Linked DNA regions of Mus musculus: regions 2, 3 and 4 are each linked to region 1. Evidence: chromatin loops called from intact Hi-C (ENCODE). Cell type or tissue: gastrocnemius. All regions are shown on one strand.

Region 1 (5,000 bases):
CTACATTTCATCTTAATGTGATGACATGGTTGCTCTCAAAGCACAGATCCCTGGGCCAGACCACTTCAGCGTATGCTTATGCCAAGGGTGGACACAGATCTCCAGGATACTGAAGCCCACACAGAGTTGAGAGGACTGATACAGCCTAACGTACGTGCCAGGGAGATCAGAGAACTTAGCAGAGAACACTCACTCACTCATTCCATTACAACCATTAGGATATCCAGGCAGTACATTAAAAACAACTCAATTTATTAAAAATTCTGTTCACACACTATAAAATGTCCCACTAGACAAATTAAATGCTTTCGGTCTATTAAGAACTGTACAACATCATCACAATCAATTTTAGAAAATCCTTGTCATCTCAGGAATCCACTCTGTGCCTACTGTCTGTCACTCTAGTTCCCCAGTCCTCATCTGAACCCATCGGGACACCTCCTCCTCTCCCCCGTTCCCGCCTCTTCAGACTTAGCCGTCACCCAGTCTGCTTTCCTCTGGACGCCACACTTGCGCAGCTTCCACCGAATGGTCTCCCGAGACTGGGCTTTGTTTACTCAGAACCATGCAGTCTGAATTCATCTGCACTGTGCATGTACCACTGCTTGGTTTCTGTTTATGGCTGAATAATATTCCATTGAGCAGATATGCCATATTTTATTTATTCATGCATTGGGGATAGACGGATCTTTTTATGTTTTAGTTATGATGAAAAATCAAGCTATGAGCATTAGCATGTAAGACTGAATGTCTGCTTTCAGCACTTTAGGGTACCTTGCTGACACACAGCATTTCTATGTCCAACTGTAGAGGGACAGGCAGAATGTTCTCCTATAGGTGGCTGTGCTACCACATGCTCCTACCAGCAGCCATGGAGATTCCAATTGCCCCACACCCTGACTTACATGAGTCATCCTAACTGATGTTTCGATTTCCATCCACACTACCCTGATGACTAAAGTGTACACTTGCATATCTTTGTTGAGGAATGGTCTATTCAGATCCTTTGCCTGTTTTAATCTGGGTTATCTTCTTATTATTAGCTTGTACAAGTTCTTCCTATAGTCAAGCAATAAATCTCTTACCAAATATAGTACAAAACTTTTATCTCATTTTGTTTATTTTTTTTCTTTTTACAGTAATATTTTCCAAGGCATAAGCTTTGTTTTAATTTTGGCAAACTATCCTTTTCATTTCCTCATGGAATCGTCCACCACATAAAAACTTAAATCTTGAGTCCAACTTATCTGCCTTGTCTTTTGTCACCCATGCCTTGGTGTCCTGTCCAAAAGGGCTCCTGTCTGACCACGGCACTAGCTGCTGTGTCTGCTTCTAAGTTCTGACTTCTACTCTCAGCCTCTGGCACTTCCTCCATCTGCTGAAGCCACTGCTGGAGTCAGCTTGGTGCCCACCTCAGAGATCCAGTACTTGCAAGGGTTCATTGACCTACATGTCCAACTTCAGGCCAGTATCATGCCACGTAAGCATAATCAGTGTAGCTTTATGATGCTTTAAAGTTGGGGCATGCAACATGTGCCTACACTACTCCTCCAACACTGCCTTTTAATTTTTAAAAGGTATTTGTGTGTGTGTGTGTGTGTGTGTGTGTGTGTGTATACCTTTATATTTTTAAAATATATATAAAAATATATATGCATATGTATATGTACCTAGCACATGTCAGTTGCTACTGAGGGCCTCAGAGAATTTAATTTCCTTCTGGCCTTGATGAGAACATCATTCAAAATCTGAGTCAGTCACTATTTAACCTCTCTGAGATAACACACTGATAATCACAACTGTAATATAAAGTTTAGTCCGTACTCCTCTCAGTCAAGCACGGAGTATCAATAGCATCTGGCATGCACGTACCCTTCCCCTCTGTGCAGGAGAGAAGTGTTTTCTACCTACCTTCCACGGGCTTTGTTATTATTCCAGTCACCCCACCAACAACTCCCTGCAAGAGAAATCAGTCATCAAGTCTCCAGCAACCCAAAGGTGCGTAACACTAAACCAACCACTAGAGGTCGCCATAGACACACTAATTTTTTTTTTCTGTTTTTCTGTTTAGTGAACAACATGCACATGTAAGTGCACACATTGATCTTTACAAACATTAAATCATAGGAAATTCACAGTAGAAAGAGCCACAAAGCATATGTCATTAGTCTAATAGCTTCAGTGCATCTATGACAGATTCCTGAAGCTCAACAGGAGACTCACACGCAGGAAGCCCTTCCCTCCTCTGGCAAGACTGTCTCCAAAATCTTTAGGCTGTCGCCCCATCTCCTCTCTTCTCTTCTGCTGATACTCTTTGTCCATTGTAATTGCGGCCAGGCCTTTCCCAACTGACCCAGTGATTCGAGATACGACTCCCGCTGCACCACCTACAGAGCAGACCAAGAAGTCAGTCGTCACTGCGCGCAGGTACAGCATGCACCTGCTTTCAACAAGTACCTACACAGTTCCTTCTCATATGCAAATGAAAAATTACGATGAATTATGCTACCAAGAGAAGTAACACAATTTTTAAAGCACACTCATCCAACCTGTGAACACTGAGAGCCCAGGAGTCACTGTTGCAGTCACACCCAGTTGAAATGATGGAAATGGACTTTAAAGGTTTATTAGGAAGGTGAACTCCCTCTTACTACATATAACCACTTGCTTTCCATAAACAACACACTTTAGAGCCGTAATTACACACACGGACAAATGTTGATCATACGCACCTACTGTGTGTCCAACGAGACTTCTCACCCCAATCACTAATCCTTCAGCAAATTCTTCAGGACCTTGGACAGCACCCTGATCCCCCCAAAAAGAGAAAAAGTTAGTATTAAACTTTAATAAGTGTAAGACTTTTAATCCAGCATTTTGACTATCTCATGAAGACAACAAAAGTATAAAAAACCATAAAGACTAGGACCAAACCATTTTCATGCTATCTCTTAAATACTCATAGATTTATACCAACTGTGCTTAGAAGTAGTTTCAATATTAGCACAATATTAGCAGATTCTACAAGACTAACATAGTACAGGTGTCAATCACTGGCTATGATTGCAGCATGCCGCTGGCTTCCCAGTGCACTGTACTGGCATACCAAAGCCAGCTGTGCTACAGGACCGACTCTACTCTGTCTGGCTCTCTTCTCCCTCTTACTCTCTCCACGTGGTCCTTCCAAACAAAACCCTTATGACTTTGGGCCTCTGGACTCTTGAAGCAAAGGTGGGCATGTGAGATGAGAGCGCCAAGGAGGACAGTCAGGTCCTTGGACCCCTCCCAGTCCTTTCCACAGCAGCAAAACTGTCTGTAATCTACCCAGCACTCAGACACTTATAACTACATGGAATACCAGGAAAACTCGGGCACAGTTTACTGCCCAAGATCAACAGTAGATGTGCTCATTTGAATGTAAAACAATCTTTCAATGTCATTTAAGTATTTTAAATAAAAACCTGAAGCTGATTTTTGTCATTATTATTTGAACATTATTCCATTGCCATATACAGTTAAATACAATTACATATCACTAGAAAGCAGGACATTTGTTTCAACCAGTACCTGGAAGGGCTCATAGAACAGTGCTTCAACTCCTTCGGACAGGCCCCTAATCAGTCCAAATGGGTTTCCAAGCACGTCTAAGCCCAATACAAGCACATACATCTGCTTCAAGAACTAAAGAGAAAAAAAAGAATAGATAAGTCCTTCCTGAACACTGAAGAACATTTAGGAAGCAATGGGAAGAGAAGATGACAGGGAAAACATTAAGGGACAACGTGTGCAATGGCCACCAGCAAGCACCTCCACACCTGATATCACAACATGTGTGTCTTAAATCAACAATTGCCATTTAGTAGTCACGTGGCCTCAGACAAGTCACCTGGTCTTTACTGTTGGCCTTCCCTGCTGCAAAGTGAAAGATCACAATGACCTTGCATGAAGAGTATGCATAGTAATGAATATAAAATTCAATGCTCATTAGCGTTAATATTGTACTGTTATTAAATTATATAGGGAATCATTAGTAATTATGGGAAAAATTTGTATTTGTTTGGACCTATTGTTCGCATGCACCACAAGAACAATCTCCCAGCAGAAGATGGAACAACAAAGGCAGCCCTGCAGTTCCACCTGAGTGGCTGTGACACTGCACCCTCCTTGCCTATTACCCAATCCACACAGTACCTGCTGGCGGGGAGGAGCTGGCTTAGAAACCCTCTTGCAATCCCCTAGCCTGCGTTTTACATTTCCTAACGTGGTAAAGTCTCCCTGAAAAGGGAAAGGAGCCTGGAGGAAAACACTTTAAACTGTGTAACAGAAGACAAGCTAAAGAAATAGAAATTACCTCCATGCACAAGACCCATACATCGCCCCAGCCAAAACCCAGCAGGGATAGGTAAGGGACCTTGAAGTCCCACACATCACTCAAAGCTTTAGCAACTGATGGCTACTGGGGAGGGAAAGGAGTCAATTTTCATGAGGGATGTGGTCATTGAGAGGCTACCCAGCTTCAGGGGACAATCCCACAGCCACGTGCAAAGGCAGCACTAAGTGGACTCAATGGGCTGAAAAAGATGAAGAGGGAGAAGGAGAGGGGGAAGAGGAGAAAGAAGAGGGGAGGGAGGGAGGGAGGGAGGGAGGGAGGGAGGGAGGGAGGGAGGGAGGACGAGAACACATAGGGGAGGGAAAGGGGGTGGAAGGAAATGGGGACATGGATTTAATCAAACATTATATGCACATGAAAAATGTTCAAGAGGGAAAAGTTAGAATTACTAAGAATGTCTTGCTATCCCTTCTTGATATGAACATCTAGGCTGCATTTAAAAAAAATCAGCTCATCGTAAGACGAGCCTAAAATTACCTTTGAGCCTTCATATCATAATGAAATAAAGGAAAGTTGATCTAAAACAAAACTCATTTTTATTAAAAAGGAACTGAAATTAGACACTTAAGTGGATATTAGCCAAAAAAAGAAGTACAGACTACTCAAGATA
Region 2 (5,000 bases), 210 kb after region 1:
ACAGGGTCTCCCATTGGTCACCAATAAGGCTAGACTGGAGAGTTATCAAACACCAAGGATGTAGCTGCTTGTCTATCCCTCTCCAGCCTTGCGCTTACAATTGTGTATCACCGGCCTCAGCTTTTTAAAGATAGGTTTACCAGGACAGGATTCAGTACATCTCGCCTGCATGGCAAGCACTTCACCAGTGAATGAACCTTCCTTCCAGTGGGGAAAAGCAAGCATGTGAGTGTGCTTCTGTTCTTATTCTTCCACTCTGGGGTAAATACGTTCTTTACGTTGTTGGTTTTCCCTTTTTACTATTAAAATGGTCTGGAAAAGGAGCAGATACTGTAAATAGACGGGGGGGGGGGCATTACTTTTCCTTTTGCTTCCAAAAAGCGATCAGAAAAGTGAAAAAACATCAATGCTGCAAGATTATAGATAGAAAAATAAATAACTTTTATTTTGTACAAAAGGGAAAGTGCACCAGAGCCAAAAGGCTGTTGTGTGTGTCCCGGGGATAAGCCACTGTCAAGAGGCCTTGAGTATCTGAGGGCCAAGAGTCTCTGTGCATCTCAAGGCGACTCAACCTTAAATGTCCAGAGCACCAGGGAAGCCGCGCTCATAGCAGTAGCAGAGAGCCCAGCAGCAGCTCGCCCTGGCCCAGCGGTCGTCCGCGCTCCAGCCCGCGGCCCTTGCTCTCCGCCTTGATGCGCACGGCCAGGCGGCGCAGCTGCTCCTCCGGGAGCCGATCGAAGCAGCAGTCCTGGTCCAGGGCGGCCTTGCGGCTGCGGCGGACCACACTGGCGCGCTGCTGGCCCGACGGCCTCAGCACCAGGCTGAGGCGGCAGCCCAGGGCGCGGGGCTCCAGCGCGGCGGCCGGGCCCTCAGCGCGCAGCAGGCGGAGGCGGAGGCAGGCGCTGCGCGGACAGTACTCGGCCGCCAGGCGCAGCGTGCAACCCCCGCGGCCCAGAGCCACGCTGGCTTCAGCTTGCAGGCGCTCGGGATCCGGGCTGCTGGGGACCGGGGGCGCGCAGGAAGCGGCGCGCTCGTGCTCGTCGCCGCGGGGCGCGGGGCGCGCGCTGGCCCGGCCGCGGGGAGCCCGCAGCGCGCGGCTCAACAGACCATCGGGGGCGCGGAGGAGGCGGCGCATACGGGGCACTGGAGCGGCTGGTGGGGTTTTGTCCAGGTCGCGCGGGGCGCCGAGCTCAGAGTCCGATGCTCGGCGCGGACTCGCGTAGGTGTGCGCACGGTGGCAAAGTCCCAGCCTGGGGGTGCCGGGGTGGCCGAGGAAGAGCGACTCCTTCCGGCGCGTGTGCGGGCTCTCGAGCAGCGCGCAGAAGCCGTAAACGGTGCGCGCGCGGGGCAGGTGCGGCAGCGAGAGCGCAGCCTGGGAGCGCGGGTCCCAGTCGGTGCGACCCGCGCAGTCTTCGTCACTGTCTTCGCGGTCGTCAGGGATGCGCGGCCACAGGTCCGGTTCGGCCGCGCAGCGCCAAGGCAGTGCGGCAGCGGGAAGCGGTGATTCGAGAGCGCCGGGGACCTGCAGCCGCGGGGGGATGCAGAACTCTGGGATGCGGCCCGGGGTGAGCACGTTGGAGAAGGCAGGCTCAGGAGTGGAGGAGCGAAGTCGACCGAGAAGCTTCATCCTTCTAGCTTATGCCCGAGCGTGGCGGATACACGAGCGTCTGCAACACAGAGAAAAACTGTTGAATTTGGGCTCCTGAAGTCCAGTGGATCCCTTCTTTGACCCTCTGGAAGTACCCACAAATCTAGGGCTCCGGGTCAGCACGAATCAACCTTTGGAGCATCCTCATGGTAACAAACTATATACATGAATATATAGAAATCAGACCTTTTCTTCTTCAGTCTCGCTGGGTCCGACTAGTCGCAGGAACGAAGCAGGTGACGTGTAGTTCACAGCTAGGGCTCCACCTTCAGCACTGCAGCTGTGACAGTGGCGCTCCAAACTTATACCTTAGTGGAAGTCACGCCCAGGCTCCAAGAGGCCAATCCGAAGAGGTAACAGACCGAACCCGCCTTTCAGCCGTCCCTTCCCACTAAATCTCCAGCTGCTAGCTGTATAGGTGTCGCAGGAGCTGGCTCTGGGACTTACATTGGCTGTCCCTTTGCTGGAGCGCCATTTACAGATGAGTAAAGGGCATCCTGTCACCATGCGAAAGAGAATTTGGTAGTTCAAAGTGTTTGTGGCCTCTCAGAGAAGGTGAGGAAGGAGGAAGAAACGTGAAGTTGAATTTAGCAACTAAGTAAATCCGATCCTTCCACTGGGCACCTGACTCATAAGCTCCCCTGGGTTCTATTTTTCAGGATGCATACCTGTTTCCAAGCACAGACTAAACTTGGCATGTCCGTTTAGGATGGGGTTATGTGCAGAACGTTTTGCGAAATTGAAAACGCATTAGTCCGCCTACGTTTAACATATCCAGACTGCTTGGATTCGACACTGGACTAAAAGGTTGGAGTAAAGTGGTTGCATTCACTTTAATTCAAAAATCGTAGATACTGACTAAGTCCCGGGTCAGCAGCTTAGTTAGCCTCTGTCTCCCTCTGCTGGACTGTCCTTGATATCACCATGGTCTGGGCTACCTGATGCCCTAAGTACTGGTGATTTGGGTAAATAAATAAAGTGCAAAATCCTATGAATGACTTGGGGGGAGATTTTGGGCAGATCCCTAAAAATACTTGATTTTCCAAAATTACCCTTTTCTTTCTGCCCTAGCCAAACCTATCCAGAGGCAGGGGGTTGGGGTGATGGGGAAGTGGAGGTCGGTGGGGATAGACAGGGGGACCTTACAGTTAATCCAAAGACACTCTTATTTTCTGAGATAAAGATGAAATGAGGCCGGCATGGTGGCGCATGCCTTTAATCCCAGCACTCGGGAGGCAGAGGCAGGTGGATTTCTGAGTTCAAGGCCAGCCTGGTCTACAAAGTGAGTTCCAGGACAGCCAGGGCTATACAGAGAAACCCTGTCTCAAAAAACCAAAGTAATAACAATAATAATAATAAAAGAAAGATGAAATGAGGGTTTGGGGAAGCTCCACGAAGGCTAAAGAGAGCCTCTTAGTATGGAGATCTGCTCTGTGTCTGCCATGTGCTACTTCCCGGGGCTGAAATGCCTCTTCTTTGTTTTGTGTCTTCTAAGGGGGTGGGAAATTATGAATGACCCCCAGGACTCACACACAGCAAACAAATACTGCTACTGAATCACATCCCCAGACCTACTGAGTTATTTTGAGAGAGGTCCTTGCTAAGGTGCCCAGGCTGTCCTTGAATTCAGTGTAACCCAGGCAGGCTTTGAACTTGCAGTCCTTCCTGAGTGCTGGAAATACCGGCAGAGGCCACCAGACACAGCTGACTTTTAACTTTCTGTATGCATCAGCCCTGACAGGAACTGTTGGGACCCTGCAAGCCTCAAGAGGGGCAGGGGAAAGATCCATGCAAGAAAAAGACTGAAACTTGAGTCAGCACCACCTTTGAAAGTGGAAGAGTTTGACCCCAGGGTTGATTTTTATCTTACGTTTTAAATACAGTAAAATGTTGGAGAAAGGTTTCCGGGTGACATTTAGAACAAAGCTTTAGGCATAGTGACATAGGAACTCCCTAGCAAAGTAGGAAAGCGCCTGTGACCTTTACGATAGGAATGGGTTCTGTTGACTGCTGACCAGTGCTCCTGGCTAGGGGCTAAGGAGTAAGGATGTATACTCGGCTTAAGGATGGAATCTATTGGTAGATGATGCAAAGTACATGGGACCTCCTTCAGGAGGAAGGGTTCTATTTGCTGAGACAAAGCTCGGGACTAAGGGGAATCAGAAAAGCTGGCTCCCTAGAATAGTAAAAAAAAAAAAAAAAAAAAAAAAAAAAATCACCAGGTTGTCAGCCACCATCCACTCCCCCCTTCTGGGTGACCAGGCATCAGTAATCATCCTTTGGAGTCTGGTTTTTCCAGTGGTTTCTTTAAGCTTTCCATGACCTAATTCCCTGTCTGCAGTTCGTCTCCCTCCCGCCAAGCAGTCTATAGACCGCTGTTATATTTCTCATGATACTTTGGAAATTTTGATTGGCAGCTTTTTCTTGCCTAATAGAGTTTCCTAGTACATAAGTCACAGAGTTCCTTGAGACACCATTATGTGTCATGAGTTTTAGAAACATAAATGAATAGTAAAAGTCTGGATGGGAGGAGGAAATGAGAAGAACAAAGGCACCGCTATGAGTGTATTTATGATCCAATAAAATCCCTGTGGTAGAGCCCCAAATTGCCTTCATTCCAGTTACCTTGTCTAGGTCATTAACCTACCATCTTACTCAGTCCCCCCCACCCTTCAATTCCAGCACCAGGGATACAATCTTCGGCAAATACTAAGGTCTCAGTCAATATTTGATGAGTTATATTGTGTTACATTGATAGTAATCTACCATCCAGTTCTTATGACTGTCAGGTGCTTCCAACCACCTATCTCACTAGCCAGCTACATTATTTGATTTCTCATAATAAACCAGTGAGGCAGATGTCTCTGTTTGCCTGATGGGAAACTGAGGTGCACACAAGAGACCTTTCGTAGGGTCATTCAGACTGAACTAGGCCACAGCTGCTGAGTCTTTTCTTGCTAATTTCTGATCATTTCCTTCCTAACTAAGGTATTGTGTGTGACTTATCTGAAACCCAGAATTTCATTTGTTTGCTTGCTTGCTTTTGAGACAGGCCCAGGCTGGCCTTGGGTTTGTGTGATCCTCCTGCCTCAGCTAGCTGCCTGAATGCTGGAATTATAGACTGTGCCACCACGCTTTGGAACAATGTTTGTTCTTAAAACACCTGGGTCTACTTTTGTGTATTTTCTACTATCCTTATGTTGGAAATAACCCATTGTGTCAAGATCCTTAAATATGAGGAAAAGTGAAATTTCTGTCTGTATAAATAACATTCTTAATCACATTTCTCTAGTAGATTTGTTTGTGATTGGACAAGTATTGATCCATATGGATCCACCAGGGCCAGGGAACA
Region 3 (5,000 bases), 280 kb after region 1:
GGCTGTAAGTTTGTCATATTATGGTATCTGCAATGCTGGCATATGGACTGTCTATTCTCAGCTTCTTCTTGGCTTTTATCATGAAGGGCTGTTGAACTTTACCAACGGCCTTTTCTGTACCTATTGAGACAATGAGATGACCTCCATCCTTACCCATCACACTGATTGATCTGTGAATACTGAACCATCCTTGCACTTGGAATGAGACCCACTTGGACTGGTGTAGGAATTTCCTAGTGTATTCTTGAATTTGGTTTCCATTCGGTTGAGAGTTTTTGTCAGTATTCACCAGGAACTTGGTTTGTAGTTGTCTTGCATTGCTGTGTCCATATCCTGTTTGTAGTGTCCCTAGGACAGAAGCAGTTTGCTGGTGTCCTTCTCTTTGTTTTCGGACTAGTTTGAAGACCATGGATGTCAGTGGCTCATCAGACATCTGGCAGCAGCCAGCAGCGGCTCTCTTTGGACTGAGTTTCCCCCTGTCGGGAGACTTTGCTCTACCTCGGCATACTGCTTCTTGGGGACTCCTTACATTGTTCTCACATTCTTCCTCTAATTTTGGTTGGCCATGTGTACCTTGCAAATTATCCATTTCTTCTAGATTTTTCAGGGTTTTTCCCCCCTCAAGGAAAGTATGTTTCCAAAAATGTTCCCCAATAATGCCCTGGATTTCACTGGAATCTGTCATTAAAAACCCCCTTTCAACCTCTTGATTTTATTGACTTGGGTCTTCTCTTCTTTGGTTAGATTGGCTAGGGAACCTGTCAATCTTGATTACCATTATTCCAAAGAAACAACACTTTAAAATCAGTTTTTGTATTTTTTTTTAGTTTTCATTAATTTCTGCCCTGATTTTTATCGATTCTTCTCATCTTCACTTCTTACTAGTAAAGAAGAGATTTGGAGAAGGTCAGGTGACAGTTTGTCTGTCCTGGTACCTTTGAATTTAGGAACTGAGGTCATGAGTTTTTAGAAGATTCACGTTACCTTGCTGTGCTGGTTGGTTTTTGTCAAATTAACCATGGGAAGAGAGGCCCTCAGTTGAGGAATTGCCTCTTTTGGATTGGCCTGAGGACATGTCTGGGGGCACATTTTCTTAACTTATTGACTAATGTGGGAGGGCCCAGCCCACGGTGGCCATGGCCATCTCTCAGCAGCCGAGTAAGCTGGGGAACAGGTGTTCCTCCCTGCCCTGCCTTGCTTTAGTTCTTGCCTCCAGGCTCCTGCATTCAGGTTACTGCCTTGGCCTAGCTCAGTGATGGACTATGATGAGGGTGAGGTGTGGAATACAGGCACATAGGAGAAGCAGAGGTTGCTTCCTTTTTTGTTGTTGTTTTGTTTGCTTTCAGTACAGAGTTACTCTGTTCCGCCCTGCCTGCCCTGGAACTCACTCCATTGGTCAGGCTGACATCGAACCCAGAGATCTGTCTGCCTCTGTCTAGGATTAAAGGCATCTGCCACACCTAGCAGGGGCTGGGTTCTTAAGATGGCTGCTCTTTGTTCCCAAAGAACATTGTGGCAAAATAACAGTGGGAAAGAAATGCTTGCCCAGGGGTGGATACCTGGGTGGGATGGATGGGGAAATGGAAGGACCTAGGAGCCCTATTTATAAAGCACCCAACTCAGAGCCCATTGGTCAGACTCCCTACTGAGGGACCTCTCCCTACTCTCCCTTTCTCTGGATTGGATAGACAAATCTTTACCTGCCTTACAGGACGAAATCAGTTACAAACTCTGCTGCCCACCCCACAATTCCAGATGATTGTACTTGTAACCCTTTCCTCCCCGAGTTGCTTTTGGCCAGTGTTTTGTCACAATGACACACAATGTCACAATGTCACTGGGTTCAGCTCACCTTTCTTCTTCTCAGTGCTTCATCTTTGTGCTTGAGTGCACTTTTTAACTGTCCTATGACGCTTCCCTCATCTCTTTTTTACTTTAGTTTGAGACAGGGTTTCTTAATGTGGCCCTGGCTGTCCTGGAGTTCTCTATGTAGACCAGGCTGGCCTATAACACAGAGATCCTCCTGCCTCCCAAGTGCTGGGATTAAAGGTGTGTATCAAAAAGCCAGCCCACCCCCTTTTTAGAAGCTTTCTCTCCCCTCCAGTATTCTCTTTTGTGAGTCATGTGATGGTCCTTGACGGAACAAAGTTATTCTAAAAAGACATTTGTGCCCCTTCCTTTAGCTATCAAACTATTGAAAAAGTGGTCTCCAAGAAGTTTGGAATTTCCCCAGAATCTTGAGTTGTCGTTACTGGGGAAAAACAGATTCCCTTTAGAGATTTAGTCTCATTATTAAAGGAATTTAGAAATGGGCTCAAAATGCAACTCAAAAGACATTTTATATATATATATATATATATATATATATATATATATATATATATATATTTGAGCTTAAGAGAAAAACAGTGCAACTTAGTTGAAAATTCTAGCAGCTGGTATTTGCCTTTCAATTTGGAGATGGACTACAAATAGTTTAAGAAAGGAAAGAGCATGCCCAAGAGTACAAGTGAGCCAGTGAGCTGAGGGACTAGTCCTCATAGCATGGGCCGTGCATCACTCAGACATCCCTCCCCTCCCTCACTGGCTTGCTGCCTTACAGCCCCACCTCAGCCCCGCCTCTGCCCCGCCTCTGCTGTTTATATTCCCCATGCTGTGTTTGCTGCAGGCTTTATCCCATGCTGCCTGTCGGTCCTCCTCTGCAACTGGCTACTTTCCGATGTTAATCTTGCTTTAGCTTTTTCAGTTTCTACTCTCCTGTCTCACTGAAAGAAGAAAAAGGCCGAAGTGCTGGCGCCAACAAGAAGCAGTGGGAAGTTGTCTCCAGGAAGCAGATTCTGCACAGTTTTGACAACTTTTCATACTCCCTTGTAAGAGAGAAACTACAGTAGAGCTAATGATCTTGTCAGTGATGAACAGGGCCACACCTTGACCTGGACTCCTCAACTCTGCCCGCCTCTTGCTTCCTATTTTTGTTGTGGAGTTCTCGTGTAGAGAGATGGGACATGCAGCCTTTCTGCCAGGAAACAGCATTATCCGTGGTGGCAAGGCGGCAGAGGTTCACAGGATTCACATCCAAAGGCTGAGCACAGCAGGGCGTGCATCCTTGCATAGCCTTCCTGAATTTCCCTTTACATTTTAGTCTTTTTGTATCCTTTCTATGGTAACATACGTTCTGACTCAGATCTTTGTCACAGTGTAGATATTAATTATGGCAGTCGCCCTCCTTTTGTTTCTAGAAAGGCCCTTATCACATTTGACAGGGACCTGGAGAAGGCCTGGAGGTAGAACACTGGACCTTTTCCTTTGCAACTTTTATCAATATGGCCACTTGGAACCAATCTTAATTTTCACTATTACCTGTCTCTTGAATTCATCTTTTGAGGACAGACACCCAGCACAGCTTGGTACAGCTGCCAGAGCCTGCATGCAGTCTGACTACTGGTAATAATTTTTGGCCAAGTTGGGACCAGAAGAAAACACCCATTTGGGGTGTCAGCCACTAGCCAGAAGTTGGCCCAGAATGGAGGAGAGCGACTGAGTGACCCAGATAATTTCTGAAGTCATTTTACTTCAGGAACTTCTTCCTCCCACTCCAACCAGAGTCATCTGGTTTTTACCTCAATTTGATGAAACAGAAAAATGAGTAGTTGAACTTTGTTTTTGCACTCCTAAGAAACTGACTCTAGGTAAGTTTCTCCCTGATCACTGGGACTGGGGCTTTGTCTCCCTTTCCTTGGTCTGGGGGGGGGGGGCTTGGAGGGAGGGGGCAGGTCTTTTTAACCACTTGAGTAGCAAAACCATTTGGTTTTGTCTTTCAGAGTTTTTCTGAGCCACCGAACTTTTGTTGAACCTTCTAGGCTATTGCATCATTTCTAGGTCAGGCCTTGACAATGTGGAAGGTATTTTGAGCCAATTTTGAGTTCTTTTGAACTATCTAGGCGTCTGCTGTGTGACAGTAAAGGCTGAGAGGTATTGATAGTCTGGCGTTCTGGTGAGTCACAGAAGTTCTGATGAATCAGCAGGAAACCAAGGCTATTGAAGAGATCTCTGGTAGGATCTGTTCTCCACCACCTCCCTGCACACACACACCCGCGCACGTGCGCACACACACACATACTCGCGCGCACACGCACACAAGCACACACACACACACACACACACACACACACACACACACACGCACGCACGCACACGCGCGCCTCACCTTAGTTCTTAGGACATAAGCCATTTGGGCTGAATCTTACTCTTTCCACTGCACCATGCCAGACTGACAAAGTCAGGACAGCTTCCCTCACCTGTGGAAGTGCCAGCAGTTACTCTTGTCTATTTGAGGAGTGACCGTCCTCCCCTGATAGAGGTACAGGCTTCAGAGCAAGAACAAGGTTAGCAGGAGCCTGGGATGCCTCCATCCCTACATATGCAGACAGTCAGCACTGATAACTTTTGTTTTGTTACTTCAACATGGTGGAGAATTGCCTCTATCTTTGTATGCAAGGTTTTGATCTGCTCGTTCGTGACCTTATTAGAAGGTTTTTGGTTTTGGGGTTGTTTTTTTTTGGGGGGGTGGGTGGGTTCTGTTTTGGTTTGGTTTTGGAGGTTTTCGGTTTTTGTTTTGTTGTTGTTGGGGTTGTTTGTTTGTTTGTTTGTTTTGGGCTTGTTTTGGCACAGATATCCTAGATGAGTTTTGACTGAACAGTCTCCATGGTCTGCGAGACACCTTCTGCCTATGGGTTGTTTATAAGTTAGCTATGGCTCATCACTTTAAGTTTGAATAGCTCAAACTCAAGTCACACAGCCTCGGATGCCCTTCTACATTACTTCTTCACATTGCTGTTGGTCTAAGATTAGTCATCCCTGAACCATCACTGTGGATTCGGGCACTGGCACAATATTCTCTGGGGGTTTCTTGCCCCAGAGCTTCTTGCTTTCTGCTTAATCGTTTCTTGGGACTTGTGGAGTCCTACTGGCCGGATTCTATGCATCAATGTATTTTTATT
Region 4 (5,000 bases), 140 kb after region 1:
CCACACTAAATCTTGTTTTCCATGTGAGGAAACAAACTCGTTCAGGGTTTTAGAGAACAGCTCCAACCACAGCAGAACTAGCTGCAGGATCAGCTCAGCAAATCCATCCACGTGGCAGAGGGACCTGGGAGGGCCAGGCGTCAGGTTACCAAGCAGCAGCGTGACAGCTCGTATAAAAGCCCGGACCAGCTATCCTGGAACATCAGGAATCAACTCTGCCGCGCTCTTTTGAATTTCTCCGCGTTTCTCCGGGTTGGAAAACCATCTGACTCTGAATACCAGGTATATGAATGGGAATCCAGTTCCCTCCTGGGTGTTAGACCCAGGTGGCCCGAAGCTCTCTAGAAGGAGAAACCATTTCTGGGGTGTGTGTGTGTGTTCTCGCGCAGAACTAGAGTGTACTAGACACTTAAGGTTTCAGGAAATGAGTGCACAAATGATCAAAGCAAAGCGCCTCTTGGAACTAGGGACAGAGGCGCAAGTTAGAAGACAAAGGTAAAGAGGTAGGACGGAAAAGACTGAAGCAAACTGCAAATCTACCTGGCATCTGACTAGAGACAGGGTGGGCGATATACGATTGTTTTTCAATCTGTAAAAACAGTTTGTAATTGTGGTGAGGGATGCATTTTGTCTTGTAAGGCTCAGGACAGGACGATGTCAAAGAAAAGAGACAGAAATTCCTGCTTTCCTCCAGACTGTCTCTGACTGGTATGTGTTTATGTGTTGCAGGCAGCCTGGAACAGGATCACAGGGTTCAGACACTAGCGGCCAGATGTGGTGTCTGGAGCGGCTCTTGCGGGACCGAGATGGGTTTCTCCCGGGGCGCGTCCACCGCTCCAAAGCTCGCTCATCCGCTGCGTGCGCAAACGTGCTCACTCCAGACCGCATCCCAGAGTTCTTCATCCCGCCGAGGCTGGAACCTAGCACGGCCTGGGCTGCGCTGCGCGAAGCCTGGGCTGCAGACACGGAGGCCGACGACGGCGCGGGCCGCACAGACTGGGACCCGCGCTCCCAGGCTGCGCTCTCGCTGCCGCACCTACCCCGCGCGCGCACCGCTTACGGCTTCTGCGCGCTGCTCGAGAGCCCGCACACGCGCCGAAAGGAGTCGCTCTTCCTCGGCCACCCAGGTGTCCCGGTCCGCCGGCCTGGGCTTCGCCACCGCACGCACACCTACGCGAGCCCCCGCCGAGTCCCGGACGCTCCGCGCCCTGCCCCGGGCGACCCAGACGCTGCCCGGGTCCCGACGCCCACTCCTGCTCCCAGCAGACGCCGCCTCCTACGCTCCCCGGGCAAGCTGCTGAGCCGCGCACTTCGAGCCCCTCGACGTCTGGCCAGCGCGCGCCCCCCGTGCCGCGGCGACGAGCACGAGCGCGCCGCCTCCTGCGCGCCCCCGGTCCCCAGCAGCCCGGATCCCGAGCGCCTGCAAGCTGAAGCCAGCGTGGCTCTGGGCCGCGGGGGTTGCACGCTGCGCCTGGCGGCCGAATACTGTCCGCGCAGCGCCTGCCTCCGCCTCCGCCTGCTGCGCGCTGAGGGCCCGGCCGCCGCGCTGGAACCCCGCGCCCTGGGCTGCCGCCTCAGCCTGGTGCTGAGGCCGTCGGGCCAGCAGCGTGCCAGTGTGGTCCGCCGCAGCCGCAAGGCCGCCCTGGACCAGGACTGCTGCTTTGACCGGCTCCCGGAGGAGCAGCTGCGCCGCCTGGCCGTGCGCATCAAGGCGGAGAGCAAGGGACGGCGGCTGGGCCAGGGCGAGCTGCTGCTGGGCTCTCTGCTACTGCTATGAGCGCGGCTTCCCTGGAGCCCTGGACACCTAAGGTCGCTTGGCCATGAGATGCACAGAGACTCTTGGCCCAGAGACACTTGTAGCCTCCTCTTGGTCCTGGAACACTTGCAGCTTCTTGGCCCTGAGACACTCTTAGGTTTTGGTCCTGGCACACTCTCAGCCTCTTGGCTCTTGGACAATGACTGACAGCCATTTGTACAAAATAAACATGTGTTCATTTTTCTAGCCAGGGCTTTGTTTCAGTCCAATTCTGGCAGAGCTAATCCTAAATTATTATAGTAATATACGTCGCTTCTTTTTGTGTGGGCAGACACCTTGAAATTTCTGTTGTGCAATGGGGTAGTGTTGAGCAGTGTTCCCCACTGTAGGCAGCAATTGTATTTAATCTGTTCACACATTCCAACTGGAAAATAGTTACTGTCGATGTCAGACCAGCCTCGTTTTTAAAGTTCATTTATTCCATGGCGTCCTTTGAGACTGATAGTGTCAGTTACTTACGATGCATTAAGATGTTACATAAGAAAGGCCAGTGTCTAGTAACATTGATGAATGGGTAAAGGTGCTTGCCACCAGGCCTCATGGCCATAATTGGAATCTAGTGAAGATTGTGGGACCTTCATGAGGGAAGGAGAGGAAAAATCCCTGCAAGCTTTACTCCGGGGTGACCTCACCCCAACCCTAATAATAGGCACGACTATTCCCATCTTGCAGATGAGAATACTGAGGCACAAAATAAAGAAAAGTCGGGGGTTGAATGTTGGACGTCAGTATTAAAATGCTTGTCTGGGAATTGGGGCATAGCTCAGTTAGTAGAGTGCTTGCCTCACACATACAAAGTCCTAGGTTCCATCCCCAGGACTGTATGACCCTTAGTTCCTATCAACACACACCTGTAATCACAATACTGGAAGGAGAAAGCAGATGTGTCAGGAGTTCAAGGTCATCCTCTGCTATGCAGGGAGTAAAAGCTAGCATAAGCTAAATGAGCCCCTGCCTGAAATAAACAAACAAACAAATAAATATTCATCCTCCAAAAGTGTCTGAAAAAAATGGTTCTGAGTTTGAAATCATATTCCCCATTTTCATCAGGGAAAGCAGACTGGTGGAAACGGTGACATATGGACAAATGCTAATGCCATCAGTCTGAGACTGAGGAAAATGCTAAGCCACCTCAGACCCATAGGATCCAGAACCCCATTTCCACTGACTCCCGCTGAGCTAATCCGCCATTGCAGCACACTGGAGAGCACACAGGATGGTGTTCTACCTCTGGCTTCTAATAAGCTTTCCTGTGTCCTAAGGATGGTTTTCCTTCATCCCTCATACTCACTATCAAGCTGGGTTACTCCTCCCTTTCTTGGGCAGGTGAGTAGAAGACATGGCCTAAGCAAGGGCAAACCACATTAAAATGTACAAGACAGCATAAACGGTGGCCACATTATCAGGCTGGACTCAGAAATGGTTTCCGTGACCACTCTGTTTGGCAGTGTTAACAATGGGTGCCCCCAAAGGATGCCATTAAGAAAAGAGTTTCCGTTTCTGGTACATCTCAGACTGAATACTGAGGTGAGGATTTACAACAGCGACCAGTGGAAAATATCACCACAGTCTAAATCCCCTGCTTCTAGCAGCTTGCTGTTGTTAGCCACATGAGCGATGGTGGAACAGTAGTTCTTGTCCGACTCCTGCCCTTTTTCGTATTTACTATATCCTTGCCCTTCAAGCCTATTGTTTTTCTGTGTATAAGCCTTTTCATGATTTTAGAGGTCTCCTAAAGTGAGAATAGAAAGTGCAAACAACCTAGCTGTGTGACATGTTGCTGTGGGTTTTCTGTTTTCTTTGCACTGGTAGTTGAGGTGTGGCCAGTCTTTATTCTAGAAAGTGCAGTCTCTATCCACACTAGATTATACACATGCCATTTTATTAGGCAAATTTCTCCAAGAAGGTAAATTGATATATTTTAAAGTCCTAGATTCTCCAAGAAATCTTGGTGGGTCTTTCTAACCAGCATCCCCATCAGTAAAGGTTACAGTTGAAGTCTAAGACTGTAGTGGGAAGGATTCCTAAGAGACCGAAGTACAATGAAAAAGCAATCGTTTTTGTGTGACTATATAATGTCTTAAGAGTGGGTCAAAATGGTAAATATTAGATGGCTTCAAATCACATACATGATTTGTAAGAGCTAAAACCAGAACTAATTCTTTTGTCTGCTAACCTAGTGAACTCCTGCACCACTGATTACAAAAGAGAAACAGTTGCATAGATTTACTGCACATCCTTGAGCTCATTTGAATCACATTTAACAAGTCATGTCTGTAATATATAGACCGGCAGTCTTGTCTGGAAGCAAAGCTAAATTTGGTTGTGCTTGCTGCCCTCTAGTGGATTGGTCAGGGTTTGTTCGTGGAGCTCACCTTGGTAGACCATCTCAAGTAATCAAAGCTCTGTTTTCTTTTTCTTTCTTTCTTTTTCATAATCTTTTTTTTTTTAATGGTTTCTCTTATACCCCCAGTCTGGACATCTCAAAATAGCTATGTGGCCAAAGATGACCTTGAACGCCTGATTCTCCTAGCTCCACCTCCCAGCTGCTGGAAGTATGGGCATTTGTCACCACATCCAGCTCAAAAACAGATGTTGTTGAAATTGTTCAATATTAGATTGTAGTAGAATTCCCCCAAAACAAAAATAACTAAATATAAATGAGAAAGAAGGTGTAAAAACATCCTATAATAGTAAGGGAGGGCTTAGTGATGCACCTTTGTAATCTCAACCTGGAAGATCCCCACAAGTTCAAGTGAATCCTGGGCTACACAGCAAGATGTATCAAAACTGAGAGAGAAAGAGGTCAAGCCTGGGCTACATAGCAAGATCCTGTATTAAAGGGGAGGGAGAGAGAGAGAAAGGGAGAGGGAGGGAGGGAGGGAGAGAGAGAGAGAGAGAGAGAGAGAGAGATCACAACGGATTTTTTTTCCAGTACAGCGAGTCTTTGCATTGGAAAATGAGTCCTGATAAATTAGTTTCTAGATCCATACAGATGCTGAAATCTTAATATGCTCCAAGTCCCTTATATAAAATGATACATTGTTTCATTATTTGCATAGAGCCTATGCACATCTTCTAAATAATTTGTAGGCTGACTAGTACAGCTAACACGGTATGAATGCCTTGTTAAGTAGATTTTATGTGTGTTGTGTAGGGATTATGAAAAGAAAAAATGTGCACA

The links. Peaks named below come from ENCODE experiments on the same cell type or tissue, not always from the same donor. Only the 100,000 strongest peaks of a DNase experiment are listed, where the experiment ranks them.
Region 2: a loop joins it to region 1, with 10 times the contacts of the local background. A loop is called at or near these places in 9 of 42 quality-filtered maps.
Region 3: it touches region 1 in a loop (2.7-fold over the local background); 8 of 42 quality-filtered maps call a loop at or near these places.
Region 4: a loop joins it to region 1, with 3 times the contacts of the local background. A loop is called at or near these places in 27 of 42 quality-filtered maps.

The regions. Positions count from the first base shown.
Region 1 is chr9:67,970,669-67,975,668 of GRCm38, reverse strand. Vps13c (vacuolar protein sorting 13C) reads right to left here. Exons shown (of 85, transcript NM_177184.4): 76 at 3,568-3,681; 77 at 2,733-2,808; 78 at 2,224-2,387; 79 at 1,912-1,957. Among named protein-coding and RNA genes, the nearest start is that of Gm20745, 53 kb to the left of the region's middle. In gastrocnemius, a CTCF peak has its summit at 2,012 (motif pointing right); no DNase peak of the experiment used is centred here.
Region 2 is chr9:67,756,351-67,761,350 of GRCm38, reverse strand. C2cd4b (C2 calcium-dependent domain containing 4B) reads right to left here and starts at 1,914. Exons shown (of 2, transcript NM_001081314.2): 1 at 1,835-1,914; 2 at 418-1,667. The coding sequence starts at 1,627. The coding sequence ends at 605. M5C1000I18Rik (RIKEN cDNA M5C1000I18 gene) reads left to right here and starts at 1,121. Exons shown (of 2, transcript NR_153961.1): 1 at 1,121-2,203; 2 at 2,308-2,638. In gastrocnemius, CTCF peaks have their summits at 1,281 and 2,556 (motif pointing left); DNase peaks (open chromatin) are centred at 786, 1,054, 1,964 and 2,546; H3K4me3 peaks cover 2,159 bases; H3K27ac peaks cover 293 bases.
Region 3 is chr9:67,691,586-67,696,585 of GRCm38, reverse strand. Gm30936 (a long non-coding RNA gene) reads left to right here and starts at 2,393. Exons shown (of 3, transcript XR_379576.3): 1 at 2,393-3,689; 2 at 3,822-3,902. In gastrocnemius, no CTCF peak of the experiment used is centred here; a DNase peak (open chromatin) is centred at 2,610.
Region 4 is chr9:67,827,532-67,832,531 of GRCm38, reverse strand. It overlaps C2cd4a (C2 calcium-dependent domain containing 4A), which reads left to right and starts at 202. Exons shown (of 2, transcript NM_001163143.1): 1 at 202-282; 2 at 730-2,000. The coding sequence starts at 773. The coding sequence ends at 1,777. In gastrocnemius, a CTCF peak has its summit at 4,158 (motif pointing left); DNase peaks (open chromatin) are centred at 1,383, 1,736, 1,879, 4,157 and 1 more place; H3K4me3 peaks cover 2,027 bases; H3K27ac peaks cover 972 bases.